Regions from separate parts of the Mus musculus genome. Here region 1 is linked to region 2. The links are chromatin loops, found by intact Hi-C in ENCODE. Cell type or tissue: gastrocnemius. All regions are shown on one strand. Links, peaks and the distances in the headings refer to the core of each region. The heading gives the core; the rest is flanking DNA. Region 1 has its middle 39 kb from the start of Gm19619. Region 2 holds the start of Btc (betacellulin, epidermal growth factor family member).

What was found. Hi-C counts contacts between places; a loop is a spot of excess contacts. Peaks named below come from ENCODE experiments on the same cell type or tissue, not always from the same donor. Only the 100,000 strongest peaks of a DNase experiment are listed, where the experiment ranks them.
Region 1: it touches region 2 in a loop (3-fold over the local background); 1 of 42 quality-filtered maps calls a loop at or near these places.

What each region holds. Positions count from the first base shown.
Region 1 is chr5:91,314,020-91,330,794 of GRCm38, forward strand. No RefSeq gene overlaps it. Among named protein-coding and RNA genes, the nearest start is that of Gm19619, 39 kb to the left of the region's middle. In gastrocnemius, for the core only: no CTCF peak of the experiment used is centred there; no DNase peak of the experiment used is centred there; H3K4me3 peaks cover 881 bases; H3K27ac peaks cover 2,903 bases.
Region 2 is chr5:91,398,275-91,414,412 of GRCm38, forward strand. It overlaps Btc (betacellulin, epidermal growth factor family member), which reads right to left and starts at 4,720. Exons shown (of 6, transcript NM_007568.5): 1 at 4,384-4,720. The coding sequence starts at 4,447. In gastrocnemius, for the core only: a CTCF peak has its summit at 4,813; DNase peaks (open chromatin) are centred at 4,168 and 4,695; H3K4me3 peaks cover 1,095 bases; H3K27ac peaks cover 1,296 bases.

The DNA of each region.
Region 1 (16,775 bases), core at 5,041-13,040, 79 kb before region 2:
CTGTAGCAGCTGAGCCAAATGGATTCTCCCAAAGAAAGAGTTTGACAGGAGAGATGTGAGATGTCAGACCCAATAAAAGCCAATCTGCCAGGACTCTACTTCTGCTAACTCTGAGCTAAAAATACCAAGCAAGCATCAACAAACCTACACACCTCATCCATCTCTGTCCGGGATGGAATGCCAGCAAGCCTTCAACCCCTTCCAAGTGGCTGAAGTCAGCAAGCCAGGAGAGAACGGAGTCTTGGACGTCAGCTTTGCAGAAAGATTTACTGAGCAAAGATTTCATCGCCATCCCCTCTTTTTTATATTTCTTGGTGTTTTTAATTGTCTAAAGTATCAATTTTATATCAGCCATATTAATTATACATATCTATGGGTTACAATCTAGCATTTGATACCCATCTACAATGTGTAACAATCACGTCGGGGAAACTGGAGCGTCACCTTAGACCAGTATCACTTCCTTGCTCACCAACCATGGTTTTAAAAAGCCTCTGTATTATTTGTGACTATTGAGAAGGGTGTTGTTTCCCTAATTTCTTTCTCAGTCTGTTTATCCTTTGTGTACAGAAATGACATTGACTTGTTTGAGTTAATTTTATATCCAGCTACTTCATTGAAGCTGTTTATCAGGCTTAGTTCTCTGGTGGAATTTTTAGGGTCACTTATATATACTATCATATCATCTGCAAAAAGTGATATTTTGACTTCTTCCTTTCCAATTTGTATCCCCTTGATCTCCTTTTGTTGTCTAATTGCTCTGGCTAGGACTTCAAGTACAATGTTGAATAGGTAGGGAGAGAGAGGACAGCCTTGTTTAGTCCCTGATTTTAGTGGGATTGCTTCCAGCTTCTCACCATTTACTTTGATGTTGGCTATTGGTTTGCTGTAGATTGCTTTTATCATGTTTAGGTATGGGCCTTGAATTCCTGATCTTTCCAAGACTTTTATCATGAATGGGTGTTGGATTTTGTCAAATGCTTTCTCAGCATCTAACGAGATTATCATGTGGTTTTTGTCTTTGAGTTTGTTTATATACTGGATTACGTTGATGGATTTCCGTATATTGAACCATCCCTGCATCCCTGGGATGAAACCTACTTGATCAGGATGGATGACTGTTTTGATGTGTTCTTGGATTCAGTTAGCAAGAACTTTATTGAGGATTTTTGCATCAATATTCATAAGGGAAATTGGTCTGAAGTTCTCTATCTTTGTTGGGTATTTTTGTGGTTTAGGTATCAGAGTAATTGTGGCTTCATAGAATGAGTTGGGTAGAGTACCTTCTGTTTCTATTTTGTGGAATAGTTTGTGAAGAACTGGGATTAGATCTTCTTTGAAGGTCTGATAGAACTCTGCACTAAACCCATCTGGTCCTGGGCTTTTTTGGCTGGGAGACTATTAATGACTGCTTCTATTTCTTTGGGGGATATAGGGCTGTTTAGATCATCCTGAGGGAGGTAACCCAATCACAAAGGAACTCACACAACATGTACTTACTGATAAGTGGATATTAGCCCAGAAACTTAGGATACCCAAGATATAAGATATAATTTGCTAAACGCATGAAACTCAAGAAGAATGAAGACCAAAGTGTGGACACTTTGCCCCTTCTTAGAATTGGGAACAAAACACCCATGGAAGGAGTTACAGAGGCAAAATTTGGAGCTGTGACGAAAGGATTGTGATTGCCATATCCAGGGATCCACCCCATAATCAGCTTCCAAACGCTGACACCATTGCATACACTAGCAAGATTTTGCTGAAAGGACCCAGATATAGCTGTCTCTTGTGAGACTATGCCAGGGCCTAGCAAACACAGAAGTGGATGCTCACAGTCAGCTATTGGATAGATCACAAGGCCCCCAATGGAGGAGCTAGAGAAAGTACCCAAGGAGCTAAAGGGAACTGCAACCCTATAGGTGGAACAACATTATGAACTAACCAGTACCCCGGAGCTCTTGTCTCTAGCTGCATATGTATCAAAAGATGGCCTGGTCGGCCATAACTGGAAAGAGAGGCCCATTGGACTTGCAAACTTTATATGCCCCAGTACAGGGGAACGCCAGGGCCAAAAAGGCGGAGTGGGTGGGTAGAGGAGTGGGGGTGGGTGGGTATGGGGGACTTTTGGGATAGCATTGGGAAATGTAAATGAGGAAAATACCTAATTTAAAAATTTTTTTTAAAAATGGGAAATACTCTACTTTATAGGCATGAAAATAAATAAATAAATAAATAAATAAATAAATAGTCTCTAATTTTAGTTGCCGATCTACCCATGCTTGTAAAGAAACGAGTGTGTGGAAAGGGGATTTCTGCAGGGTCTCTCCGTCAATGACACCTGAGTACTTTTGTGATCAGGTTGAGAAGGGGTTCACATCCAGAGAGCTTACAGCTCACCTTGGGGAGAAATTGCTCTAGGGGCTTTCACTTGCACAGAAGGGAATGGAGGCACCTCACTGGCTACAGAGGACCTCAAAGGCTGCAGCACCTCCCCCCACCCCCCGTGGACAAACTGCTTGTCATTGGCCTTTTCTTCCTTTCTTTTTCTTTTTTTATTAAAAAATTATTTATTCCATCCATCCATTTGAAAAAAAAAGCATTTTCTGTGTGTGTTTAATTTCTTATATGACTCTTGCAAGGGCTAAGCATAACACAGAATATAACACACATGGAACCTGAGCTCCTTTTAAGTATTTTTTTTTAGATATTTTCTTTATTTACATTTCAAATGTTATCCCCTTTGCTAGTTTCCCCTCCACAAATCCCTTCTTCCTATGCCCTCCCCTCTCCCCCTGCTCACCAACCCACCCACTCCTGCTTCCTGGCCCAGGTATTCCCCTATACTGAGGCATAGAGCCTTCACAGGACCAAGGGGCCTCTCTTTCCATTGATGACCAACTAGGCCATTTTCTGTTACATGTGCAGCTGGAGCCATGAGTCCACCATGTGTACTCTTTGTTTGGTGGTTTAGTCCCTGGCAGCTCTGGGAGTACTGGTTAGTTCATATTGTTGCTTCTCCTATGGGGCTGCAAACCCCTTCAGCTCCTTGGGTCCTTTCTCTAGCTCCTTCATTCGGGACCCTGTGCTCAGTCCAATGGATGGCTGTGAGCATCCACTTCTGTATTTGTCAGGCACTGGCAGAGCCTCTCAGGAGACAGCTATATCAGGCTCCTGCCAGTAAGTGCCCTTGTTGGCATCCACAATAGTGCCTGGGTTTGGTGATTGTATATGGGATGGAGCCCCAGGTGGGGCAGATTCTGGATAGTCATTCCTTCAGTCTCTGCTCCAAAACGTTTGCCTTATGCAATATACTCTTTCAGCGACTGTATATGCCAGTTTTTCCTGCTCAAGAAATGAAAATTTTATAAGTAAACAAAAATACTACTCCAGAAATGCAGCAGCAGGAACTTATCCACAACATAATAGATGGGATGATTTTACAAGAGATTAGACTGGGGTTGGTGTGCTTAGGTTCAGATAACTACACCTAAGGACCTATGTGCTAAAGGCTAGATACCCAACACCATGGGGGTTAAGCCTTCAGATGTGAAGTTTCCTAAAAGATCTTTGGGCTGTTGCAAACATGCCCCTGGGGTAGACCACAAGACCTTGTTATTTCCCCCCTTCCTTCTTGACTGGTGGCAGCTCTGATCACCTCCACACTTATCATGAGAGGCTGCCTTTGCTCGAAGTCCAAATCAAATGCAGCCATTCGGTCTGGGTCTAGAATTTCCTAAGAAACTAGCCAAAATAAATCTTGTTTATCTTTAAATTCATTGCCTCAGGTGCTTCATGGTGGTTATGGAAAGCTAAGCCGCCAAGCTGACTTTCAAACATTGGTTCTTTTTCAGGCAATGTCAAAGGTTATTTATTTCCTACTTCACAATGATATTCTTCATTAATCATTATCCTCATTTTTCTTAGCCATCTTCTTGATTATTCCTTTCTGTCTACTTGGATGACTACTGATCTCTGTACTCTGAGATGAGTACTGGGGGTGTTCTCAGTGGGTCTTGGCTCAGCCCATCCCATCAGACTCTATTTCCAATGAATGAACGTTAATCTCATCGCTTTTGTTGCATTTAAGGATGGATCCCAAGGTCCAAGGGAGCACAGCTGGCTGTCAAGCACTCTCCCATGAGATCTGTCTTCTTTGGAATGTAAACACAGGGAAAGGAAACTATTATATAATGTAAGAATTCAGTGTCTCCAAAGATTGAGGGACCAGGGGATATTACACACTCCCTAGACAGCCTTTGTATCTCAGTCCATTTGAACTCTTGACACTGCTTGTTCTCCATCTCCTGTTCACAAGGACCTTGTCTCTTGCTCTGTCCACACACACATAATAGCTCCCTGTTTCCTAAACTTCTGAATAAAGTCATACAGTCATATTGTTTATAAAGGTAAACTTCATCTCAGTGTAGTCCAGGAATCATGCCACAGCCCACATTAACATTTGTGATCTTAACCTCTTCATCTCTGAGTCTCCCACAAGGATCAGTTTCTTCCACTCCCTTCTGTTTTATCTGCCCTTCCCCCTACTGCTAACTGTATCTCACTACTTCCTAGGGTGCAGTCAGGCTGGAAAGGGCAGAAGCTTCTGTGGTTCTGGGAACTTTTAACCGTAGACAATGCAGATATATAAAACATAAAATTGGGAAGAGAGACCTAAAGGGAATTCATGCAAATGAGGAGCCCCAGGCCTCAGCTACATTGGCTGTGGTAGTCCCTGCCCACTGCTGAGGTATCATCCTGTCTCCTATCAGACCTGCCAGCACCCAGGAAACATAAGCCACCATCACCAAACACAGTCAGACTTTCAGTATATTCATCTAGCTGCATCTCTTTTTCACAAATATTTTAAAAATCAAAGATCTTACGTGAGCATGCTTGATTCACATGGCACTCAGTACAAGGACCCTAAGATCTGGCGCTTCCTCTTCATCTGTCGTAGACAGTCCTTTCCTTCCACCTGCACATAGCATCTCTCCAGCAGAGACATCTCCTTCTCCATTTAGTCTAGAAGATGGGCCCCAGGACTGAGAGCTGAGCATCTGACTAGCTGGCACCGGTGGGCACATGATTTCTGCTCATGGATCTGAGTAAACCGGGTGACTATTGATACGTGTTGGAATTCATCAGTCTCTGTTGAATAGATAGTCTCGTTTATGGCTCAACCTGATCAGTTTGACCTGAGATAGCACAACTTAACCTGTGGATTCTATGTGTGCTTCTTGATATCTTGCATTTCTGAGCATAAATTAAGCTTCAAATGGTTGGATAAGTTTCCCTTACCTCTTATGCACCCACTACCAACAGCCCTCCCAAGATACAAGTCTAGATTTTGAGAATATAGTTGCCATCCACTAGAAGGATCCCTCATAGTTGGGTCTGCGTATTAAGACAGGTAGTGAGGAGCATCTCAGAGAACCTGAGTACAGGTAAAACTCTGTGAGTGCTTCTACTGGAAACACTTAACATTTTCTATGTTTTTGGTATAATACAAGGAATGCTCATGCTATCCCCAGGTATATTACTATCCTATGTTTTCTATACAGGAAGACAGATATTTTGAAAAGTTCAATGATCAGTCAATGATAATTTAAAACCCACATTGTTTTTGCTTGAAAACTATACCATCTTTTGGAACAAATATTAAATTCCCATTTTATAAGTCTAAAGAAGTTTCTTCGTGACTTCAGGCACTTGCATGACCCTTTGTGGTGTACATAGCACAGGCTCATCTGAGAGGTATGAACGCTTGGGAATCAGTGCGCACCTCAGCAACGCGCTTCCCACGATTCTACCGTTAACATCTCCAGAGCAGCAAACATGCTGCAGAGCTCAGAGATCCACCATGGGAAGTCACACCACAAACAGGGCAGGAGTGGCAGTCAACCTTATGAGTCATTCGGGACAAGGGTCAGCGAGCTTTCCCATGACAAGCCAGATAGGCAGCACTTTTCCCTGGGCAGGACACCCCACATCTATGATCAAGATGCGCCGATCATAGAGCTTTGCCACACATAGGCATTCCATATACAAAATTAACCAGAGAAAGCAGTTGAGAATTCTAAGTTTTGAAATAGCTGTGATGCTGGAAAAAGCCTAGGCTTGGCTGACAATAACCTGTGATTACTCACAAAGCAATATCAGTCTTGAAACTGGTTCCAGGGGCTGAAATAATGTGTAGTGTCCAGGAAGGGCACTTTCCTGGGTTTGTGTAGGAAAGCCAATAGCTGCAATCCTCATGGGTTTCATGCTTTAACCACTTGGAAATTACTCTACCTTCCAGGTTAAGCAGGTTCTGTAATTCCTAACCAGCAACATTTGATATTTTCTATAGACTAGGGGCTCCTTTGGGGTTGCTCTTCTCCCATATTTTGTGTGAAAGCTCTTTTCTCCTTTTATGCTGCGCCTAGAACATGAGTTCCATTCAGACTCAGTAAAGAAGGCAGCAGAGGTCTTAAACTTTAAGAGGAGGAAATGAGTCAGTGAGATTGTGGTGTGCTCTTCCCAGCATGCTCAGCGGTGTGGAAGGACTGTCAAGGAAACAGAAGAACGCAATTATTTTGTTTCTTCTATCCAAGTCTATTTACAATGTCTTTCTCCTAATCTTAACCTGTGAGTCATGACCCTCATGGGGGTTGAATGACTCTTCCACAGGGGTCACATAATCAGATATCCTTCAGCTTGGATAATTATACTACTATTCGTCACAGTATCAAAGTTATGAAGTAGCAATGGAACAATGTTATGGTTGGGTTCAGCACACCATGAAGAACTGTATTAAAGGGTCACAGCTTTGGGAAGGTTGAGATCCTAGAACTTTTCTATAAAGACTGAGAAACAGGGAGTCCCACACCACTTGGATCCAGGTCAGGGGAGCCAAACACCTGAGGGAGGCTTAAGAACTTAAGAACTTACTCTTGACTCTTCTATGACATGTGACTGTTTTTTTAAGGGTCAGACCTAGTTAGGAATTCTCCTTCATATTGACCCTTTTATCCTCTCTCTAGAAAGAGTGTATTAATATCAGGAGCTGGGGCAACTATTTTGCAGTAGTGAAGTTGATATTCAAGAATAGCGGGACAGAAAGACAGGAGAAGCTGCTTTGACATCCCCAAGTGACTGTAACAACGCTGTTATTGAATGAGAAGGCAGTATCCTGACTGGTGACACTCCTGTGACAAGCACTTCTATTTGGATTTGAATGAATTTCTAACCAATACATGAATACATGTTCCATAGCCATTAAAACACATACTATGAGAAAAAGAATATTAGCCAAATTGTAATGATGAATTAAAACTAAGAAAAAATAAACTGTCCTGTGGGCAGAGAGATTAAGAAACTTAAACCAGATAAGTATATAAGGTGATACAATATATTGAATGTCTCAAGCTTATTTCTTTCTCCCACTTAATGAATAGTTTTACTATAATAAATGTTAATAAATATTACTATGTAAAATATTATAAGGGGTCAGAGAGGTGACTGTCTAAAAGCATTTCTCAATTCCCAGCATCCAAAGGGCAGCTTATGTCTCATATCTAACTCCCGTCCCAGAGGGTCCAACACACTTTTCTGGCCTCTGACAGCACCATGCCCACATATGATTTATAGACATACAAGCATGCAAAATACCCATGTACATAAAATGAAAATTAAATAAGGGAAAAATATATAGAAAATAATGATTTTTAAGCAAAGACAAAATATCACATATTTACGTATGTCTACTAAATTATTGACTGTCAATGTTTTCATCTATGTATTTATCTGTAACTATTTATCTTGATTTATCATGTCCTAAATGAAGTGCCTCCTTTATACATCACAAAACCACAATCAATGTCATTTATCCTACCACAATTGTCTGAGTGGAATGACTTAAGATAATGTAAGCTCCCCCACACAGTATTTAATTATAGAATTGCCTTCTTGGAAACTACATGTCTCCATCCCATGACTACTCTCAGGTTGCTTCACAGTTTATTTATACTCAAAAAGAAGGCCACTGCAGAGACGAGAGGAGGCAAAGGCAGGAGTGAAGCTGCCATAGCCAAGCTGGCACCTTCCAGAAGCTTCTAGAGCCAAGAAGAGGATCTCCTTGGAAGCACTTGATTTTAATTCATTAAAACTGACTTTGGATTTTTGGCTTCTAGCATTGTAACAGGTAAATAATAGAGACTTAAGCTGCTGTGTTTGCTGTGGTGCCTATAGCAAACTAATAAGTGTGCCAAACTGACATCTTTAGTTCAACTGGCACAGAATATAGCTCATTAGTATAAGAGGACACATTCTTAACTAGTCTCAACTTGATGAAAACAATATTTCATGGGTTGCATAGCAAGAAAGGATAACTGGCATGTAAAACAGGTATAGTTTAATATGTCCGCTGTGAAGATTCCCAAGGTAGGAGTTCCTAGGAATGGGAATGCTTGATGTGTTCTGGGGCCTGAAATATTCCCTAATTGCTAGAGAATACTCATGACAGCTTCTCTCATCCTTAGCAATTAGGGAGAAACGCCATTGCTTTGTTACTACACATCACCCCTCCCCTACATTCAAGGAGAGGTACGGAAGGAACACTACAGAGAAAATATAAAGGCGCTTTTGATGAAGATAACAGTTTGTTTGACTCGGTTTACCATAATTGCTATTTTCTTGATGCCTCTGATCACATTTTAACACACAAATAAAAAATGTGGGCTTCGCTTACAATCCACAATCATTTCCTTTTTTTCCAAACAGTTGTTCACTGAGACATCTGCCAAAAAGATTAATGATTTTTCCCAAGAAATATTTAGAAGCTTGTATAACTTAGTCTGGGCCCTGGGTGAGCACACTCCAAGATTAGGTGCAGTTGACCAAGGGAGTCAGGTGACTGGTCCCACCTGTAAGTTCTTTATTGGCAAACCAAGGGCTCTCAAGTGATCTTTAAACAGTAGTTTTCACTTTGAAATGTGTGATGTCAGAAAAATGTCAAAAATCTGTTTTATGTTGCTTTGTCGAGTGATTTTTCTGTGTGTCTTAAAATTTTATCAAAAGCAACAATTCCAATCAAAATCAGAAAACAGAAGGGAAAGGAAGAACACTGTACGTTGGTTTTTTTTCATTTCTGTTCTAAGATGAATGCATATGCCATCACTTTGCTTGCCTGACATCAAAGGAGACTCTTTCACACTAACCCTGCCCAGGTCTGTGCTAAGATTTGCTGGCTGCGGGCACTAAGTGAGTTCCCTCATGGCTCTGGATTAGTTCTTTCTAGAGTGTCTCAAGATTGCCAAAGGGCATCACAGAGTGTGACATACTCAAGTACCTATGGTAGTGAAACTGAACAAACTCAAACAAAACCCATTTTTGACAACATCTACCTGCACAGAGTATACAATCGAATCAAGGTTGCTTAGGCCTTAGTCTCACTTTTGACTTGTGAGGCAGTTGCTGGAATCCCATGCTGCCTCCTTCAGCTCTCCAGTCTTTGAGATCCATGGAAAGCACAGAATGAGAGATGAGTTTATTGCAGTGAAGTGTGGAATAATCTCAGAGAGCCAATGGCTGGAGTCACTCTCTGCAACTGTAAGCCCAAATAGACTCTTCCATAGTTGCTTTTTGGTCATGGTGTTTGCTCATAGCAATGAAAAGTAGCTACCACACTGCTGAAGCACAAAAATATACTACCTACATGGCTAGCCTAAGAGGACATGATATGCTGTCCAAGAGAAGTTCTATTTTGTCTGATCTACCTTTCTTCCTTCTGGGTTATTATGGATGGGTGGGTAGATGGGTGGATGTAACAGATGGTTGGATGGATGGATGGATGGATGGATGGATGGATGGATGGATGGATGGGTGGGTGGATGGATGGATGGGTAGATGGATGGATGGATATGTCCTTTATAAATGAAAGCATCTACTTTATATAAAAATTCTATTCCAAAGTGCCATTCAAAAATTCTCTCTCTCTCTCTCTCTCTCTCTCTCTCTCTCTCTCTCTCTCTCTCTCTCTCTCTCTCTCTCTCTCTCTCTCCCCAAAATGCAGGCCATCTGTGCAGTCTTCCATGCCATTGATGAAATGATCATCAGTAGATAATGATATGACAGTTATACAATAGATCAAAAGCCATCCCCAGTTCTGACAGTAACATTGTGTTCTCTGCATTCTGAAAGCCGGGGTAAAGATTCAGGATACAAATAAATACAAATAACGATAAACTATTCCACAGTTTGTATAATACCTATAAGCAATGATCTAGAAATGACAACTGAGTCATCCAGGCAGGATCATCAGTGACATCAAAACCTCCCCTTCAGATCCTCAGATGAGGAAGCTGAAGGCCAGAGAGGTGAAATGTTTTACTAAAGGACACTCAGCTAGCAAAGCCAGATCTAAGATGCATATCCGGTCTGCTGCTCTTTGAATAAGTGCAAAAAATGCAAGTTCTCAGCTTAAGTTTATTTAGAATTAATGTCACCTTTAACTCCATGAATCATTTGGCCAAGGAGGTCTTTCTTTAGTATGTTTTCATTTAATAAAATATGTTTTCATTAGTAAAAAACATTCTAAACAGAGGAATTGTATCCCCTGGTTGTGTCGTCATCAATGCTGCCGAAGGTTATTTACATAAGGTTTGTCCCCCAAACCAAGATTGTCAAGGGGCCTTGCCTGGCTTGTCCCTCCAGATTTTAATCTTTTCGTACTCAGGGCTGCATCACGGTACAAGCAGGCTTACTGACTACTCAGATGAACCCCAGGCAAACTAAGAGCTAAATGTCAATTGTGGTTAACTGAAACTTAGATCAAATAAAAATCTTAACATGGAAAACACTAATATTCTACATCATCTGTTTTTATAAACAAAAGTCATAATCTGGAAACGTAAGTGAAATTACACCTTGATGTAAAATGTAAAAGTAGAAAGAATAATCTCAAATTGCCTATTTTATGGTCATATATTTCAGTCACGTATATACATATAAATTAAATTATGTTCATTTTTACTTTAAAACCATCCCTAATGAGATAAACTTTATTTGCACTTAGCTTCACCTTCAAGAAACATGAGGATTTAGACAATCCAATTTTCTGAATACTTCTAGTTTCTTATTTGTCCATTAAAGGAAAAAAAAACCTAGAATTGAAGATTTCTGAGTTCCTGTCCAGCCATGGTGGCTACAGTCTTTACATGCTCCATATTGTGCAAGGAGAAAGTGGGACACAAACTCACATGTGTTCACACTGTGAGGTATAAAATCTAATTCTGACCCAAGATACTGAGTACTCAACTTCTATTCCTCTGGTACATCAAAGGGACACACATGCAAATGGGAAAGCTCCCACTAGTTAAAGCTACACAATTTTACACAGAAAATAAATGGAGTGGTATTGCCTTGAGCTATAAGACACAAAATAAATAAATCCATACTACCATGAACACATTATTAAATGATGCTTGTATATGTTCGGCCTTCAGGGAGCTGGAACATAACTCCCCACATTTAGTGTGTAGGATTTGAGTGACTTCCTTCCAAAAGAACTTGATGAAGAAGAGATAAACAGAAGGGTACTTGCTGTGGAGAAATTGCCCTCAGCCAGGTGACCCAGGTGAGCGCCAGCTTTGCTGGCCACATAGTACCCATGATGCCATACTATGTGTCTCCTATAAAGGCATCCATGAAAAGAGAAGCAGGGAGTGCTGGGTTGCATGAAGTCTCCTTGTCACCATCACAGCTAAATGATATCTGCACTGGTGTAAAGAGCACACCTTAATTTATGTACTTTATTATGCGTTCTTATTTATTTGGGGGAAGTGTCACTGGGGAGAGCAGTCTGCAGGTGCTGCCTACGGATCAGATTCAGGTAGTTAGATTTGGCAGCAAGAACCTCGATCCACTGAGCCATCTCGCTGGCTCTAATTTACATTTCAAAATTATTTAAATGGCCAAGATTCCAACATGAAAATAGTCTTAATAATATTTTTGACTACATTGCGTAAATCTCTCAAGTTCTTTCAATAGTAATAAAGAAATTGATAGGACCTGAGTGGCTCAGGACACACCCAGACCAATTTCTCAGGACAAAAGAGATGTATTTGCCCCAGAGGGACAGAGGGCAGGAATAAGAGACAAAGACAGGATAGAGAGGACAAGAAAGAATGGAAAAGGAACAAGGAAGGCAGGGAAGCATATTTGTTTTGGAGGGACAAAGGGTTGCCTCTGGATAAAGAGGAGACAGATGTGGCACATAGGCAAATGGCAGTTTATAAAGGGAAAGGGGGAAACCCTGTGTTAGGATGAGTTGGTTACTTTTGATTGGACATGTTAATTAGGTGAGCCAAAGGGGTTTTTGATTGCTGAGCTTTAGTAGTTTGATAGCTGGACTTTGGTGGTCAGTCTCAGGAGGCAGAAATGGCGAAATAAGGGAATGAACCTTGGGGGCTAGTTTTAGAAATGTGATCTAACAGTTTAATATGGCAGAAGGGACAGGGGACTGAGGGGCAGGGGACAGGGGCAAGGACCATACATGCCAGCACCATGTTTGCCATGCCCTGGTCTACTAGAACCCTTCAATTATATCTCTGAATCAAGAGGCAAAAACAAATGATATGGAGACCCATAAAGATAATAATTTTTTAAAAGTCTTTATATTGGTTACCATATTGTAAGTGTATTTAAAATGAGCAAGATACAAGATTAACTTCCCTGGATATGTTTTCCAAACATCAGAGTGTTTGAAAGTTCATTAGAAATAACTCATGTGAAATTTTCATTCGGTCAGATATATTTGAAATTAGTTCCAGTTCATGCCTTATTTCTATTTCTTCAACTTGTTCCTAATTATCCAGCCTTTTATTTGGGGCATCAAAGCACAGCCAATGCTTTAGATAGCACTATTTTTAAGGAAATGTTACAGTTCCCTCATGGACACTCCTACTGCCTTCCTTGGCCCAGAAGTGGTGCCTCATAAATGTTTGATGAATGAATGCAGCTGCCTCTTATTGCTTCATTCATACTCGGTCTTGACAGTCTCCCAGGTGTGATTGCAGGTCGGTGTGGGTGGTGCCCTCTACTTTTCCTTTACCACACTGTCTCACAATCCAGCCCTCCATGGAAGGCCTGATGACTACAGATACACATCATATCCCCTTCCGGACTTCTGCAGCTGCTCTTATGTGTTGGTTGGAACCAGAAGATGGAAAAGCCGAGAGGCTCAGACGCAGAGATGAGTGCCTTATTTTAGTAAATGCTGCTCTATACTATGCTACTGGGAAACAAACGAAACCCTCTCCTGGCAAGCTCCCACCTTTCTGGGAATACCTGAACAGTTTGGCATAACATACTGTCTGCGGTGGTTTGAATAAGAATGGCCCCCATAGGCTCATACTTTGGAATGCTTAGTCACCAGGGAGTGGCAGTATTTGAAAGGATTAGATGCAGCCTTTTGGGGAGAAATATGGTACTGAAGAAGGCTTTGAAGTTTCAAGAGCCATGCTAAGCTCAAAGTCTGTCTCTGTCTCTGTCTCTGTGTCTCTGTCTCTGTGTCTCTGTCTCTCTGTCTCTGTCTCTCTGTCTCTCTGTCTCTCTCTCTCTCTCTTCACCCACCCCCATAGCTTATGACATGGTTTACTTGCCTGCAGGCAGCCATCCTCCCACCATGATGATCAAAGGCTAAACCTCTGACACTGTAAGCAAGCCCCAATTAAATGCTCTCTTTCCTAAGAGTTGCCTTAGACATGATGACTTTTCACAGCAATAAAACAGTGAGGAAGACTCTGCCTTGAAGCCTGTGTTTTAAACCCAAAGTTTTCTCCTGGTTAGCAATCCTCTGCATTGTCTAAGATTCATAGGACTTTTTTTCCTTTTTTTTTTTAATTAGGTATTTATTTCAGTTACATTTCCAATGCTATCCCAAAAGTCCCCACATGCTCCCCCATCCACTTCCCCACCCTCCCACTCCCACTTCTTGGCCATGGCCCTTGGCCCTGTACTGAGGCATATAAAGTTTGCAAGACCAATGGGCCTCTCTTTCCACTGATATATATGCAGCTAGAGACACAAGCTCCGGGGGATACTGGTTAGTTCATATTTTTGTTTCACCTATAGGGTTGCAGATCCTTTTATGTCCTTGGTTACTTTCTCTAGCTCCTCTGTGGGAAGCCGCAAATGCCATTACAAGATGGCGCTGGCTACCACTGGCCACCGCCCATGATTATGGGTAAACAACCAATGTGCGCATGTGCATAAGAGTTTGTTTTTTTTTTTTTTTTTTTTTGCCGAGTCACTGCCTGGCCCGACGCATATTAATGAGGTACTGGTAACATAACCAATCAGGTATGGACACGTCACTCCTAGGCCTATATAAGCAGCACCATTTCTGGGCTCAGGGTCTTTCGCCTATGCAGTCAATGCTCGCCCAATAAACGTGTGCAGAAGGATCCTATTGTGGCGTCGTTCTTGCTGGCGAGTCAGGCACTCACACTCCTCCATTGGGGGCCCTGTGATCTATCCAATAGCTGACTGTGAGCATCCACTTCTGTGTTTGCTAGGCCCCAGCATAGTCTCACAAGAGACAGCAATATCTGGGTCCTTTCAGCAAAATCTTGCTAGTGTATGCAATGGTGTCAGCGTTTGGAAGCTGATTATGAGATGGATCCCCGGATATGGCAGTCTCTAGATGGTCCATCCTTTCGTCACAGCTCCACACTTTGTAACTCCTTCCATGGGTGTTTTGTTCCCAATTCTAAGAGGGGGCAAAGTGTCCAAACTTTGGTCTTCGTTCTTCTTCAGTTTCATGTTTTTCGCAAATTGTATCTTATATCTTGGGTATTCTAAGTTTCTGAAGTAATATCCACTCATCAGTGAGTACATACTGTGTGAGTTCTTTTGTGATTGGGTTACCTCACTCAAGATAATGCCCTCCAGGTCCATCCATTTGCCTAGGAATTTCATAAATTCATTCTTTTTAATAGCTGATTAGTACTCCATTGTGTAAATGTACCACATTTTCTGTATCAATTCCTCTGTTGAGGGTCATCTGGGTTCTTTCCAGCTTCTGGCTATTATAAATAAGGCTGCTATGAACATAGTGGAGCATGTGTCCTTCTTACCAGTTGGAACATCTTCTAGATATATGCCCAGGAGAGGTATTGCGGGATCCTCTGGTAGTACTATGTCCAATTTTCTGAGGAACCGCCAGACTGATTTCCAGAGTAGTTGTACAAGCTTGCAATCCCACCAACAGTGGAGGAGTGTTCCTCTTTCTCCACATCCTCGCCAGCATCTGCTGTCACCTGAATTTTTGATCTTAGCCATTCTGATTGGTGTGAGGGTGGAGTCTCAGGGTTGTTTTGATTTGCATTTCCCTGATGATTAAGGATGTTGGACATTTTTACAGGTGCTTCTCAGCCATTTGGTATTCCTCAGGTGAGAATTCTTTGTTTAGACAAAAGGCCACCAACAGAGTGGGAAAGGATCTTTACCTATTCTAAATCAGATAGGAGACTAATATCCAATATATATATAAAGAACTCAAGAAGGTGGACTCCAGAAAATCAAATAACCCCATTGACAATGGAGCTCAGATTCATAGGACTTTATTCATATGAAATCCCACCCTGCAGGCTGTGGGGCTGAGTGGGTGTAGGGGAAGAGGGGAGGGTGAAAGTGTGCTTCTGGCCAGAGTTCCTCCTGTGCTCTAGGCAGGCAGAGGCGGTAAGGCTGCCAGATGCTTTCCACTTGGCCCAGGTTGGGCATCTAAGCCACTGACACCACTCGACGGGGTATGTGTGGGGGAGTGGACAAGGGGCATCCCCCATACCCGGGGCCCCAGGGTGACACTCTCGGCCCCAAGGTTATGAGAGAGAGGGCAGAGGGAGAGAGGTTCCCATGCAGGCAAGAGTACTAAGTCTGGTCAGTGGTTGGAGCACAAGAAGACCTTCTGACAGGAGACTAGAAACAGCTCATTAAGAGAAAGCCCTAACCCATAGTCCAAGCACAGTGGGCCTTGATGAACAGAGACAGTTTATGGTTTTAAAACTTTATTGTAGAAAGGCAGGGAGAAAGGAGAGAAGGTAGAGAGAGAGAGAGAGAGAGAGAGAGAGAGAGAGAGAGAGAGAGAGAGAGATTGAGAGACTGGCCATGGCCAAGAGGAGGGAAGGGGGAGAGAGAGAGAAAGAGGAAAGGCTAGGAAGTAAGAGACACTAAGAGAGTGAGAGGAGAGGAGGAGGAGAGAACAAGGTGGGGCCAAGCAGCCCTTCTTTTGGTGGGCTGTTATCTTACTGTTGCTAGGTAACTGGGCAGCATCTAACCTGAAGGTCAGAAGCTTGGGATATTGTCTATGTGACTACTAGCCACAGGCTTCTCCTGTGGGGGCTGTGGGGGTGGTAACTTCAACAGAAGCCATGGTTCCAGGAGATATGAGGGAACGCCTACCGTCCCATGTAGGTGAATTATCACCACTGGGTTTCTCCAGGGTTCCACACCTCAGCTCCACTGGAGACCAGCCTGTCTGTGTATTCCCCATTGCCCCACACTACCCTACAAATTAGTCCATGTTTTCTCTCTCACACAGAAGTTTGCATAGTAAAATAGAGAAAGGCTCAACGTACAAGAACTCTTCAAGTCTGTATTTAAATGCTCTCATTGGCCAAAGCAAACCACAGAGTGTCTTGGTACATATTTTGTTTCTGTGACAGAATGCTTGAGACTGAATAATTTATTTAAAAAAAAAAAACCTACTTAGCTCACAGTTCTGGAGATTGCAA
Region 2 (16,138 bases), core at 1-8,000:
TCAAATCTTCCCTAGAACCAAACCTATAAGACATGCACAGTATGTTTGAATTTTCAACATAGAACAGAAGAAATGATCTTACTTTTTGCAAAATGAAAGCCTTTCTTGTGGAAGGCTCTTTCATACCTGCAGTGCCAAGCTCACATAGGAAGGGATGAAAAACCACGCATCCCTGACCTATGGGCCACTGATTTGCAACATGAAATCAAAAGATTTATTCGACTTGTGACTTTCTGGTAGGAACATGCTCACCAGCAGCCATGTGCACTTATCCATTCAATTAACTAATCATTTTTAATTCCTATTTTATGCCAGGAATTCTCTATTCAACCCTTCATGAGCAAAGAAGGCCAAATAATGAATGTGGAATTTTTAAAAGATACAAATGTTCTATTACTGACCCATTCCTTTATGGAATTCATACCAGACTTTCAAAACAAGAAAATTGAATGTGAACACTACTGGGCTCTCCAAACTCATTCTGTAATTCATGCCATTAACCCACAGATCAGTGAATAACAATCTAATCTACATACCCTTCAAAAATGTAAAGAATGAACGCAAGTATTTTATGGTCAGTTGACCTTAACAACTGATAATCAAACTAGGAGATTACTTAATTGATATGAATTCAGATTAAATACCCCATCTCTCTCCAACCATCTAAAAAAAAAAACTCTATTTCTTTACATTCTCACTACTAAAGACTCACTTTAGCTACTGAGAGACTTTTCTTTAAGATACAGTCATTAGCCTTAGAAAGTACATTCTTTTCAATCATATTTGCTTTCCTTTTCAGTTTGGCTTGTGAGCACTAAAGTTAGCAAGAAACAAGAGTCACCCAAACTAGATTTAGGTTCTCAAGGTTTGCCTTTGCATGCAAGCGAATGCAAACAGAGTCCAGAATAAAATCACTCCAGGGTGTTCCCCACTTTTGGCACGTGAGAACTCATTTCTTTGTCATTTAAAGAATCATATAGGACATAGATTTCATTACATATTATCTCTTATAATTCTAAAAGGTGGGACTAAAACACAATGTTAGGGTAAAAGAAAAGAAAAGAAAAGAAAAGAAAAGGAAAGGAAAGGAAAGGAAAGGAAAAGAAAAAGAAAAAGAAAAAGAAAAAGAAAAAGAAAAAGAAAAAGAAAAAGAAAAAGAAAAAGAAAAAGGAAAAGGAAAAGAAAAAGAAGAAGAAAAGGAAAAGAAAAAGAAGAAGAAAAGAAAAGAAAAGCAGTATTTAACATCTCTATTTGAATGGTGCCCTCTCAGCCATGGGAATTAGATCCTGATCAGCTACTACTAGAATTAGTAGCTAAATTTGATTAACAAGAGCATAAGAATGAGAAATGGAAGTCAAGATTTCCAGTGATTCTCTAAACACGATTTTGGATAGTTTTAATAAAATAAAATCAACTCGATGTATGTAAGGGATATTAAGCACATAGATAAATACATGTTTACGCATATAGATTTACAATATGTGTTAAATTTATGTCTATCTTATAAAACTAATTGTTTTGTGGTATACCTCTTTTTTTCTATCTCCAACTCAAATTTCCTTCATAAAATTCCTAAAGGGAGCATCTCATATATATTTTTTTCTTTTGTTGCATCTGCACCTACAAAGCATATGCTATTCCTAACTGATCATGTTTTATTTCAGTTGTTTGTGTATGTGAAGAATGTGGCATTGACACAACACCTCCTCATTGTACAAATGAAGACAGTGACGTCAAGAAGCACATAGCTTACAGGTATCCCAGAGACATGGAGGAGCAGGGATGGAGCCAGGTCTCCCATCTGCTCAGTGACAGTGTGCAGTGTTCTTTTCACTGTCACGAAGGTCACGTCACCTCACATCACACTGCTCACAGTTTTTGCAAAAGTAAAATGACATATGGTTTAAATTAGGAATGGGACTTACAGTGTGTGTGTGTGTGTGTGTGTGTGTGTGTGTGTGTGTGTGTGTGTGTCGCGCGCGCGCACACACACAAGCCTGCCTTGATAGAAGGAGGAATACTTAATGGAAACAGTGATGTCAACAAATCATATCCCATGGCCCTTTGCAAGGGGATCTAGAGACAGAATCTGGTCTCCTAAGCCATCAGTTATTAGGGAGGTTGCGCATTTAGGTTTCCCTGGGTGTATTATAACACTGGGTGAGAGGATTGAGTTGGTTGTTTTGTTTTGTTTTCTGGACAGGTTGAGGTTATAGAATAGAGTGGTTGACAGTTAAGGGGGTAAAGCCCATCAGCCCTGAAAAATCATTTCTTTCCTGACTCTCCCTCTGGCCCAGAAATGTAGCTCATGTTTAACTCATACACTCAAGACAATCAAGCCATTTAGCCCATTGTCCCTTCCCCTCCCACACAGCACCCTAATGCCGGTTTTATCTCCTCTGATTCATTGTTTACTTCCTCCATTCATGACTTGTAACTGAGTCTGCTTAACTGCTTATTGATTTCTGATGAGATATTTTAACTTGTCTTGGATTTGTTTTGGGGTGTTTATTTTTGTTTTTTGCTTGTTTGTTTTGTTTGGTTTGGTTTTGTTTTTGATTCTCCCTAATCTACACTTTCTCTCAAGCCAATTGCTTCTTTCTTCAGGAGAGAATTACTGCTGAGTCAGCATCCCTCCACTAGAGGCTTTTGCCTTCCCCACTCTTACCCCGACTTCCTCCCATCTTTCAGGTTCTCCCAGTACCCACACATATCTTCTGTGTGACTTCTCATCATTCCATATTCAACATGGAGCTCTCCCTTCTCTGCTTGTCTGAGCTTTTCCCTGTCACTTTGGCATTCCCAACTCAACATAAAGCAAGAACCACACCTAAGAATCTCAGGACCACTCTTCTGCCTGCTTCCTGTATACATTAGCATATAGTTCACTATACCAAGATGAAGAAGATCTTGGCTGGGGGGCAATCCAGACAAGGTAGAGGATGTGAGTGCCAGCTGTGTTTAAGTGATACTGACAATAGTCTCAGCACTTCCTCTACACCTCCATCTCATGTCCTCTTGGTTCACATCACTCTACAGTGGGTTAAGGTGACATGCCTCCACTGTAGGCTAAGCCAGTCCTTCCTCTCTAACCTGGACCTTACATGCAGTCCTTCTGCCACCAGGTTGACAAGCATTTTATCTGCCTCTCTAGTTCTGGAGACACAGCCAAACAAAAATTTCACTTATATTATCTGTTTTTACACCTTGATAAACAATCTTGTCCCTTTTTACAGTTGTTAGCCCTCTCCAGGCTTGAGAGAAGGTATATAATATAGCACGGTGACACATAAGAGGTCCCTCTCCTTACAATGTCTCAATGCTCTTAGATTCCACATAAGGCTAGAAAGCACCCTTCCCTTCCAGAACCCCCAAGGACCTCGAAGCAGAGGTCTGGAGATGGCTGGGCTCTCCCACCAGGCTGTCCTCTCGTCTGCTACTCAGAGGCAGAGGGCAGGATGCCACCTGAAGCTGCACTCTGCTTCCACAGCTCTGGCTTCCAGGGAGCCGCCTCTCCTCTCTTGCTTCTGCGGACATCCAGGAGTTCTCAACCAACAGGCCCTAATTTTCCAAATAAAGAGATGTATTTCCTCTCCTGACTTTTCAAAGTAGGAAGCAAAAGGTCCCAAGTGAGGCCGTTTGGTATTTTTTCATTTCTCTTTGCTTTCTCGTCCTGAACGAAAAACAGTCACAGAAAGCTCTCAAGAGAGGACTTCTCCCTCGCAGCTCCTGCCACACGAATGGAAGAAAGAAAAGGGAGAGAGAAGGTGTGTGTGTGTGTGTGTGTGTGTGTGTTTGTGTGTGTTTTCCAGGAACGAGACAGAGAGAGAGAGAGAGAGAGAGAGAGAGAGAGAGAGAGAGAGAGAGAGAGAGAGAGAGAGAGGAGAGAAGACGGGACTGCTTTTGAGACTACCAGTAGCTTAGGAGGATTCATCACACACACACACACACACACACACACACACACACACACACACACACACACACACTCACACACACACAAGCACGTTGCTCTCCAGTCCATGCATGTTAGGAATGCCCGCCTCTGCCTTCTGCAGGTATCCTTCTCGGTGCAGACTCCCTTGCTTCTTCCTTTGAGAGTCTCCTCCCATCTCAGGCACCTGCTAAGCACCTCCCGGGTCCCTGCCAGCACCTTCCGCGAGCTCTGCTCCTGGCACTTCAAGGTGCCACCTGAGCACAGCCCAGCAGCAGGCAGCAGGATCCCTGCCGCCCTGGGCCTCGAGTATACCCAGGGAAGACTCCAACAGGTGCAAGCCAGAGGCGGGATCTTAACTTCACCAGCTCACTCTTTCAGCAAGGTTCACAGGACTCCAGCCCCCATGACTTTCCTCCTGATCTGTAGCTCTCAGAATGAACACTTACCCAGGGCAAGGACCAGGAGCAGCGGCAGGGAGCTGACACTGCTACCCGGGGCTGTTGGGTCCATCAACTGTGCTGTGAGGGGCAGGGCAGCCCCTGGATGAGTCCTCAGGTTCCTTCTCTATGCCCTTCCTGGGCCCTGGCACCGAGAGGGTGCTTGAAAACTAATCCCTGAGCCAGGAGGAAGCGAAACTAAGCAGCAGGCAGCCTGCCTACAGAGCAGGGAAACACCCGGGGCGGGCAGCCAGCGGGCTCCAGTGTCACCCAGAACTGGGAGCCTCCTATTTATCCTGGAGCCTTCTGCACACACCCCCGGAGAGGCACACCACTTGGTGCTGGTAGCCTGCACGCTGCTCCCACCCAGCTGCCCCACACCCATACTCACACCCAAGGACACGCTCAGAGGGCCACGGGGCCAGCTCTCCCACTCCCCCTGCTGGGTCTCACCTGACGGTTCATTTCTTTCCCCCTGTGGGACAAAACAAGGTAAATGGGGCCCAGAAGAGAGGCAGAAGAGGACCTGGTCATGTGGCCTCAACTCATGAAGCCCTCTGGGGGAAAGTCTAGAAGTCTCCTTCTGGCCTAAGGAGCGAATTCTGAGACTAGAGCGAAGTTCACTGAAAAGAAAAAACAAACAGACAAACAACAACAACAACAACAACAACAACAAAAAACCACAAAAAACCTCAAGCATTTGACAGTTGACGCAGACAGGCGATTTCTCAAGAGTCATTGTTGTCTATAGAATTCTTAAAGTTAATACTTCAGTTTTCAGTGCCTTCTAGTCAGTTATTAATTAGCCGGGCATTTTAGCTTGCCAAAACGTCCTTTTGAAATTTCATGTATCAGCTGGATGTGGTGGCACATGCCTCTAATCAGGAGGAGAGCAAGTTTGAAGGGTCAGCCTGGCCCACATAGCACAATATTAGCTCAGAAACTTAGTAACAAATCATCTGAGTAAATAGATAAATAAAAGAACTTCATTTCTATTTTATTTATCCATTATTTTTTCATTTGTTTACCTCTTAATTCTAGTAGGATCTTTCTGTTTCTTTTTCGTGTGTGTGTGTGTTTGTGTGTGTGTGTGTGTGTGTGTGTGTGTGTGTGTGTGTGTGTGTGTGTTGTATGCTTGTGCTTTGCCAAACCTTATCTCTATTTCATCATGCCTAGTAATGGGAACTTTTTATGCATTGAGCCGTCTCTGGAACCCAAAGACACACTGAACAGCCTATAAAAGGGTTCCAGTTTTACCGTATAGCACAAGTATATTTGCATCTGAACTGACCAAGGGGTTTGGGTCTTATGAACTGATTTACTGATCTTGTAAAAGCAATGCATACAATGCATCCACCTTCAGAAGTTGCATTTCTGACACTGGAAAGTACAATAAACATTTTTTTTTACATATGAAAGATAAGTCAAGCATTTGACCCTCCTTTTGAACCCCATTATATAAATTAAGCAAGTGATATTTTATTTCTAAACCGATCCTAGTTATGTTAGTGCCGTAGGCAACTGATGTATCTAGAAGAATGAAGTTTTAAATCCATCCATTCTAGTTAACCCCTTAGAGCCCTGGAAGAGGGAACCGTCTCAGATGATTGGGTGGGGTCCGGAGCAGGGAAGAACTGAGAGATAGAGGGCCATGCACCACAGAGGTGATGGAGTACAGGAAGCCATCAGGGCTTTAGAATGGTGGCACTCCCTCCGTATGTCTCTGTCCTTTTATCTTCCTGGCATCTGCTAGTGTAGGAGGGCTCCTACACCAAGGCTCCTCTCTGAGATGACACCATACTTAACATCTGCCTTCTTATCACCAACAGACAGTGGCAGCCTCCTCTCCTATCCTGCTCTCTGCAAATACTAATAAAAAAAAAAAAGGAAAGAAAGCACACACACTGTTTGCTTATTGAGAAATTATAAGAGGCCGGGACATGATATACGTATTTAGCATTCCTGACGTTCACATGGTAAATTAACTTTTTCAGGCCACTAGAGGATGAAATAGTGTAATTTAATATACTAACTAGGCCAGATAAAGTAGTATCTTTCCCTGGGAGCTTTATTTACTGCCAGAAATAAAATGAAATGCTCCCAAGAATATGTCCTCTAGATTTTCTGGCAACAGAGAGCTAGTCTCTTCAAGGTCAAGAGAATCTCCCTTCCTCTTTTCCACTCTTTTCCTTCTCCCCTCTCCTTCCTTCCCTTCCTTAGTTCTCCCCATCCTCCTCTGCCACCCATACTCCCCAGAACTCTAATTTCTTATGGAGGGATTTAAATCTGAAATCCAAGCTTTAAGTTTGGAGAGAGGGTGGTAAGCATTGACCTTCCCGAGTTCTTATCTGTGTGACCAAGATGTGTCTCAAGTCTTCAACTCAGTGTAGCACAGGAGCCACTAAATGGAACTTGCATCCATTGAGCTAGACATTGTTTGGATGATATCACCCCTGTGTCAGGATTAGTCAGGCACAAGCAGCCCTCCCAAATCTGGTATGAGGCTCTAGAAGATTCCTTTGAAGGACTTTTAGGCATCAGCCTTTTCCTCTTCCTACACAGAGTAGCCTCTATCAAGGATGTTCCTCCCCCTCTTCTGGACAAGACAAAATAAACCTGTAGTTATTTGTGGTCACAACACATAAACAGACACACATGATGATGTAATATGGAAGATTCCAGAACACATTTACTCTGGGTTAACATAGTCTCCAATTTTTGACTGAGATCATAGATTCAGCAGTCCTGGGAGGTTTTCAAGTGGCTATCAGTATGACTTACTTCAATAAGAGTAGCAAATGAAAATCTTTTTAAGATACATTGTTTGGGTATACTGATTAAATAAAATTTTAAAGTATCGAGTTACTGTCTAATAAAATACTGTTTAAAAATCACTGCTCAAGATTTATAATTACTTGATTGTGTTTTAAAGTGAAATACTTCTATGGAAGACTCTGTTTTGCTTTATCTGTCTTTTTCTTGCCCACTTTAGGATACCTTCCTATATAGCATTTCGGGGATCTACGTTTATATACAAAACCTGCTCAACTCGATATCTTTTCTACAGAGCAGCTAAGTGAGAGTTTAGGAGATCTCAAACCTACTCATCTATGGGTTGTTAAATATGATAGGTTTAGTTCACTGTTATTCTCTTTTTCTTCAATCAAGTTATTATTAATGTTATAGAAAGAAAAATCCTCTGTTAAAAGGAGGGGCTAAATAAGCAAACACCTGAGGAGCATAACTCTCTGTGACAGGACCCTAGCATCCCTCACTAATGTGCTTGCCATTGTGGTTTGGTTTTATATCCTGCCACACGGTGTTAGATTTCCATCCGTGTAGACATTCTTGTGGGCGGGGATAACAGAGGCGGAACACCAGGTGCTGCTGTTTTAGGACTCCTTTCAAACTAGAGCTGGATCACCAAATGTATGGATCACAGATGGCTCACTTTCCCAAGCCTCAGTTTCCCATCTATAAAATGTAACAGTCAAGACCGGCATAGGTTTCATGGCAGACCATGATGGATACTTCTAAGGCAGAAAACTGGTGTACTAGAAATCCATTCAATGAGTTACAGTTGTTACGTCATTAAACTATAGACGGTTCTAAGAGGTATCGCCCTAGAAAGGGCTTTGCATAGAAGCTCAGTCCTTGTATCTAGGTTCTGTTGGGGCCTTTGAGCCATCGTGACATTCTTTGAAATCCATGAGGACAAAGGCACGCCCTCGCAGCTCTTACATTTTACAAACCTGCAGAATGTGCACCATCTGTGTGGGGCTCCTCTCCAGAGCAGTGGATGGGGTCTCACTTCATAGAACTGACAGCTGGAGCTGGAATGGTGGTGGAATGGAAGTAGCAGAGCTCTGAGGTTCTCAGGTGAAGTGAGTACCCGGAGAGAGAGCCCTGGGTCAGTGCCCTAAAGCCATTCTTCTCACCTACTGCTTAGGTCTATAATGGTAAAGGCACACTTGAAGGTCTCTGAAATGTTTGGCAAATCCTCCAGTGTTCTGGCGATGCCTTCCAAGCCATGCTAATCTCCTAAGCAAGAGGTTAAATGAAGAAACAATTCGTTTCTAGCATAAAACCAGGCTGAGGACTTTCCAAATTTTCTGGCTGCCTTTTCCATTTTATTATAAGTTCATCTTTAAGTTATTTCTTTGTCATCTCTTTTTTTTCCTTGAAGACATTAAAAGTAAATACACAGAAGCCTGACTGTTTTACTGCTCAGAATCTCCCCTTACCAGATATTCTACGTTACTGTTCTAAAGCTCTGTGCTTTACGAAGTCCGACAGCTTAGACACAGTGCAGGCAATTTTTGTTTTTGAGACTTTACAACAAAGTGGACGTTAATCCAATATTTGGCTCCTCGGGTCCATTTGAGATCTCATCAGAACCTCATTTATTATCTATATTGCTATCCTTCGAGAAGCTCCAGGCTCTCCCTAGACCCCACAGGATCTCATCATATTCATCTTCAGTTCAAAGCTGCCCCAGCCTCTACCCATGACCCAGTTCCAAAGTCAATATTCAATGAGATTACAGCAAAGTGCACAGAATCCTAAATCCTCAAAGCTTTATGTGATCATCCCCCACCTTCCCAGGGCTTCTTAGAGAAGAGAAGTAAATGAAAGGAAAGAGCAAGAAGAAGAAATGGCAAAGAGATGGGGAGCCCTGGATTTTAAACAGCTTTTTGAAAGATATGTTTTAGAGGGAAAAAATGGAATTTTATAAATTCAATGAATAGGGGAAATGTGATATTCAAATTTGAAACATGGTCATGTCTTATTCTTCCCTTGTTCCCAGGTGAAACCATCAAAATTCTTGACATGATGAGTGGTCTCAGTCATCCACTTGATGATACTCTACAGATAGACCTTTGGGTGTCCCAGCAAGGGATTGTCTTACTAGGCTAACTGAGGTGGGATGACCCACCCACGAATGACATCATTCCCTGGCTGGGGTCTTTGTCTAAAAAGAAAGAACACAAATGTTCACGTGTGGTCTGCATCTGTACTGGGGATTCGATGGAACCAGCTGACTCAAGCTCCTGCCGACTTGGCTTTCCCGCCATGGATGGCTGGCCCCTGAGCTGTGTGGGAAAATAAACCCTTTCTTCCTTGAGTTGCTTTGGTCAGGATGTTTCATCACAGCAACAGAGGGAAGCAAGAGATTTGTTTTAGCTTCAGTGAGATTCTGATTCTCCCAGACAATTTAATTATGACCTCAGTCTAGCCATTTTCAGCATTTAAGCATTTACCCACCAAAGGCAGTGCATTCTTTCAGTGATGTCTTTAACCTGATTGCATATTATTCTAAAGTATTCTATTTAACCTGCTTTTATTTGTCAATCATCTATCTATAGATATTACTACTGTAAATACTAAAACTGAAATAAAATACTCAGCAATTAGTTTAAAACACTCTACACCTAGGGACTGGAGAGGTGGTTCAATTGTTAAGAGCATTGGCTAGTCTTCCAGAGGACCAGAGTTTAGTTCTTAGCATCTCACAGCAGCTCACAATCATGTGTAACTCCAGATCCCAGAAATCTGGCACCTTCTTCTGGTCTCCATGGAGAACTACATTTATGTGGTGAAAATGTGTAGTGCAGACAAAACACTCACAGACATAAAATGAAAATCAATAAATCTTTTTAAAAGATGTGATTGATAGCTATAGAAAATTCTTATATTTTTATCTCTATCTTTAAAGAATATTAAGTGTCTACTGATGTCCCCACTAGTGACTATAAACAAACTATAATAGCATCATTTTTGGGATTAACGCACAATGATCACTCACATAATGTTATTGTTCAAATTCAAAGACATGTAGTTCACAATGCAAAAGAAGTACAAACTAAAAAACCTAACAAGAAGTATACACTATGTGAAATAAAGCCGTAGTAGTTCTCTCTGGTGATTAAACTTAATAGACAATCCAGTTGGATCTAGAACCACCTAAGAAAACCTCTGGGTTGTCTGGGAAGGCATCCAGGGGCAGGGAGGAACCACTGGAAAGCCTGCCCTGCCACTGGCAGCCCCTTCCAGCTGTGGCCACAACATAAAGGGCGTAAGGAAAACCCATGCTGCTGCTCTTTGCAGGTGAGTAGTTTTATCCTGTAGCTATTATCATAAGAACCTAGCTAGTCTCACAATCTCACAGTGTGAACTGATACCTGCTCCAGGAACCCCCAAGGCCTTCTTGCCAGAATGAGACTAAGACATCCAGCCTCCTGGACAGAGAACACCTGGTTCTCAGCGACATCACTGTGCAACAGCCATTGCTGGATTACCCAATGTGTCATATGTGAGTCAATACTACATTTTCTTTCATGGGGCATAACCATTCCACTGGTCTGTTCCTCTGGAGAATCTCGACTAATATGGCCTCTGAACTTGTTACATGCATTTTGAAGACCCCTTTCCCTAATCAGGAATTCCACCAGGATTCCACAAAGAGTACAGTTTTCAGGTCTCCTCACAGTATCCACATGGCAATAAGAAGCTTTCAAACTCTGTTTCTCATGATCTTTATATCACCTCCCTCTGTCTCCTCAGAGCTGGGACTAAGCGTGTGCCACCACTACCCGGCTTTTCTGGTTTTTCTATTTCAAAATGGCTCTGCCCCTGCTTGTTGTCCCAACGTTGCATTCTGTAGGGAATTCTCTAGGTCCAACCTGCACTTGATGGGGGCAGACATTTCCCTCACCTGCTTGAGGGCAGAATATCTATGCATATTTTAATTATTTTTGCAGTGATGTATACATTTTATCCAATTGCTCCAGTATTTTTTTGTAAGCAAGGGCCCGTTGACTTAGTGTACACTTGGTATGTAACCAGAGACAACTTGGCTCTCTTTCACTAGCTGCTGAACACGCTTTTGACAGAACACAAGCTCCTTCCTCTCTCTCAGTCGCTGTCACATACGGAACACAAGCAGCATGAAAGGAAAACTCCAACCAGAACCATTGTGTTTGTAAAAGTTAGTCAAGGCGCAGCTACAAAGAGGTGCCAAAATTCAGTGGCTGAGAAAAACGTGGGTTTATTTCTTCTTCATGTAACTGTTTAATGTGGTGCCATGGAGTCACATTCTTAGTACCATGTCCCAGCCTGCTGGGAATTAAACCCAAACATAGGAAGGGATGGACAATGGAAGCGGGTAGCTATAAAGACCAGCCAGCTCTAACCCCATGACCAGATGCAGGAAATGAAGAGGGCAACTCTCATGTTTTCCCCTATTTAGTTTTGAATCTATGTGTCTGGGTGTCGGTGTCTGTGTGAGTGACTCTGTGTGTGTGTGTGTGTGTGTGTGTAAAGCAAAACCCTTTGTCTTATCTCATGTATGATGAAATGTATTGTCTTTCTCTAATTAGTACTTACTTAATTTTTATTTTATATTATAAAATTTAAATCACAGGGTAGTATATAGAATAATAGCACTGAAGGCCTTTGCGTTCTCTGTGGAACACTTGTCTTTTCTTTTGGGTGAGGGCTATTTTTATAATGTTAAGCAAATGTATGACACATTATCACTGTATGGGAACAATATTGTCTCTCTATAATGATTAAACCGGATTCAGGAATTCTGTGTAGTTTTAGCTTCACAAGGAGTAGAACTGTGACAGTGAGTTTCAGGAGTCAGCTTGGTCCAGCAACCACACAAGACAGTTTTCTGGGAGAAGCTTGAATGCAGTGTATGTCATACATGCTCACATGCAGTCCTCATATGGCCATGCACGAGAGGTGGGAAAGATTAAACAGTTGTGCCCAAGGAAGAGGGGAGAAAGGATTTGGTAAAAATATAGTCTCTCCCATCATGAGCAGAAGAAATAAAAAGCATGTGATTATATATCTTCTGGATAATAGCATTGACATATCTGTAAAAATAAAAATAAAAACAAGACAAAACATACCACCAGAAAAAAATATGTTCTTGATGATGTTTGCTCTAGGCCAGAATTGTAATACACATGTCAGATAATACGTATACATTGCTTTCGAAACTATAAAACTATACATAAGTGTGAAGTGTTGTGATTGTTTGTCATTTTAACTTCTTGCATCGAACATAAATATTGGAAATGTATTGATCTTACCAATCACAGCTGGTTTAGAATTTACCAATGGGAAGATACATATTGTCTTAGACTCTCACACCTTTGACATTAATATACAGCTGTCCACTGATGTCAAGCAGGAGCTATAATGAAGTTGTTGATGCATTTCCATAGTACCATAGGTGAGGAGAGATCCCCAGAGGCCGAAGTCTAGCACTAGGCAAGGTAATCTTACAGATGCCTTGAGAGCAGGTAAAGGAGGATTTGTGTGGAAAAGTGGGATCATCAGGGTTTAAAATGGGAAGGGATGAGGAAAAACAAGAGCTGGAATTTTTTTCCCTCTGTGCTTACAGAAACATCTTTATTGTTTTATAGAAAAATTTTAAGGTTCACTTAATTTTTTATTAGATATTTTCTTCATTTACATTTCAAATGCTATCCCCTTTCCTAGTTTCCTCTCCAAAAGTCCCCTATACTCTACCCCCCGCCCTGATCCCCAACCTACCCACTCCCACTTCCTGGCCCTGGCATTCCCCTGTACTGGGGCATATAATCTTCGCAAGACCAAGAGCTTCTCCTCCCATTGATGGCCGACTAGGCCATCCTCTGCTACATATGAAACTAGAGACACAAGCTCGGGGGCGGCGGGGGGGGGGGGGGAAGGCTACTGGTAAGTTCATATTGTTGTTCCTCCTATAGGGTTGCAGACCCCTTTAGCTCTTTGGGTACTTTCTCTAGCTCCTTCATTGCAGGCTCTGTGCTCCATCCAATAGATGACTGTGAGCATCCACTTCTGTATTTGCCAGGCATTGGCATAGCCTCACAAGAGATAGCGATATCAGGGTCCTGTCAGCAAAATCTTGCTGCCGTATGCAATAGTGTCTGGGTTTGGTGGTTGTTTATGGGATGGATCCCCGGGTGGGGCAGTCTCTGGATGGTCCTTAAGTTCTAGAAAGTATTAAGAAGATTGTCACTTAGTACTACCGGAGGATCCAGCAATACCTCTCCTGGGCATATATCCAGAAGATGCCCCAACTGGTAAGAAGGACACATGCTCCACTATGTTCATAGCAGCCTTATTTATAATAGCCAGAAGCTGGAAAGAACCTAGATGCCCCTCAACAGAGGAATGGATACAGAAAATGTGGTACATCTACACAATGGAGTACTACTCAGCTATTAAAAAGAATGAATTTATGAAATTCCTAGCCAAATGGATGGACCTGGAGGGCATCATCCTGAGTGAGGTAACACATTCACAAAGAAACTCACACAATATGTACTCACTGATAAGTGGATATTAGCCCCAAACCTAGGATACCCAAGATATAAGATATAATTTGCTAAACACATGAAACTCAAGAAGAATGAAGACTGAAGTGTGGACACTATGCCCCTCCTTAGATTTGGGAACAAAACACCCATGGAAGGAGTTACAGAGACAAAGTTTGGAGCTGAGATGAAAGGATGGTCCATGTAGAGACTGCCATATCCAGGGATCCACCCCATAATCAGCATCCAAACGCTGACACCATTGCATACACTAGCAAGATTTTATTGAAAGGACCCAGATGTAGCTGTCTCTTGTGAGACTATGCCGGGGCCCAGCAAACACAGAAGTGGATGCTCACAGTCAGCTAATGGATGGATCATAGGGCTCCCAATGGAGGAGCTAGAGAAAGTAGCCAAGGAGCTAAAGGGATCTGCAACCCTATAGGTGGAACAACATTATGAACTAACCAGTACCCCAGAGCTCTTGACTCTAGCTGCATATATATCAAAAGATGGCCTAGTCGGCCATCACTGGAAAGAGAGGCCCATTGGACTTGCAAACTTTATATGCCCCAGTACAGGGGAACACCAGGGCCAAAAAGGGGGGAGTGGGTGGGCAGGGGAGTGGGGGTGGGTGGATATGGGGGACTTTGGGTATAGCATTGGAAATGTAAATGAGCTAAATACCTAATAAAAAATGGAAAAAAAAAAGAAAGAAACTTACTAGACTAAAGAATTTAAAAAAAAAAAAAGATTGTCACTTTTATTCTCTGTTAATGTGTACATGATAACATATATGATAAAAAGGTATAACTAATATCAAAGCATTTATTTTAATTGGGATAAAAATAAAACTCCAATAAGCCCTGATCAAAATTTAATTTTAATTGAAATATATCTCCCTCAATTTCCATTAAAAGTAGTAACCCATGATGTTTGCTGAAATCTTCTTTGATTTACTTTGGTAAACTTGAAAGTTGTCACCTGAGAAAGCTAACAGGTTAAGACATCACCACCTTGAAGACAAGCACACAGTCTCAGGCTGCCACTGAGAGCATCTCAGGACTACTTCCTGGCTAGGACATCAGGCTCACAGCTTTCCCAACTAGCCAGGGCAAGGGGCTTGATCTCAGCAAACGGAGGGGTGAGGAGAGCTGAGCTGAGTGTTGTTTACCTTCTGGGTTCATTTGTTGTACATAATATGATGAAAGGAAAGAGTTTTGTTTTGGAGGTTCCAGTCCAAGATCAACTGGCTGCAGGGCTTCCAAACTGGAGGCAACACATGGTGACCAGAGTGTTTGGTAGGTAAAATAAAATAAAATAAAATAAAATAAAATAAAATAAAGTAAAAACCACTTTTCAGTGACCAAGAAGCAGAAAAGGGGAAGGGATCTGGCCTCAAAACCCCCTGAGGTGTCACGGCCACAGTGATCTCAGGACTTCATTACTCAGCTCCATATCCTGAAACAGCCATGGTCTTCTGCTGGTGGCACTACCCAAGCATGTGGATTCTTGGAAGAACTCAAGACCCCAACTGTTATATGTTCTTTTTTGTTTGTTTGTTTATGGTCAACTTTCACCTTTCATATAATCAATTTTTCTTCCTGTCTCATATTCCAGGAGAAAGATCTATAGAACTTTGAAATACGAATCTGTGTGGCATTATCCTGGACTGAGGAACAGGTGTAGAACCGAATCGAGGGACGATGGACTCTGTAGGAGAAATCTGATTAAATTAAGCAAAGAAACTGTGATAATGTCAGCTACTGACTTTACAAAGCCCCTGTGTCATTTCCTCCCATCATGGAGGTGTATAAAACTGAGGCTGAGCTAAGTTAATTTGTTGCCATAAAGGCAGATTATTATATAAGTGTTCCTGGCTGTCGGATTCTGTAACTTGGAACACGAATTTTGCTTACAGAAGATGAAGCTTCTCTGTGGGCTGCTAAGCAGTAGAAGCAAACGGCAGTGTTTGGAAGATTACATTTTAATATGTGACGTGACCAGCCTGCCTTCAGGACAGCGGTGACATACATTCTAATTATGGAAGCCTCCAGGCCATGATCCACTTCTCTTCTCAGCCGGAGCTGGAATGCAGGATTTCTACATTGGTGATATGCTTTGTTGCCACACCGACTATAATTAAACGGTATTTAATGCTCTTAAAAATACCAGGCCAGAGCAAGCAGGGTGGCTCAGTGGTAAGGGGACTTGTTGGCAAGCCTGTGTGCTTGAATAGTATCAATCATCAGAAGTCTTAAAGAACCAACTCCCACAAGTTGTCCTTGAGCCTCCTTCCATAAGCACAGCAATAGAGTGCGTGCACAGCATAGAAGTTAGGAATTCTAAAACAAAAACAAAAACTAGATGAATCTAGGCTAGGGATAGTCTAATGCCACATTAACACTGGAATCAAGAAAACTTATTAG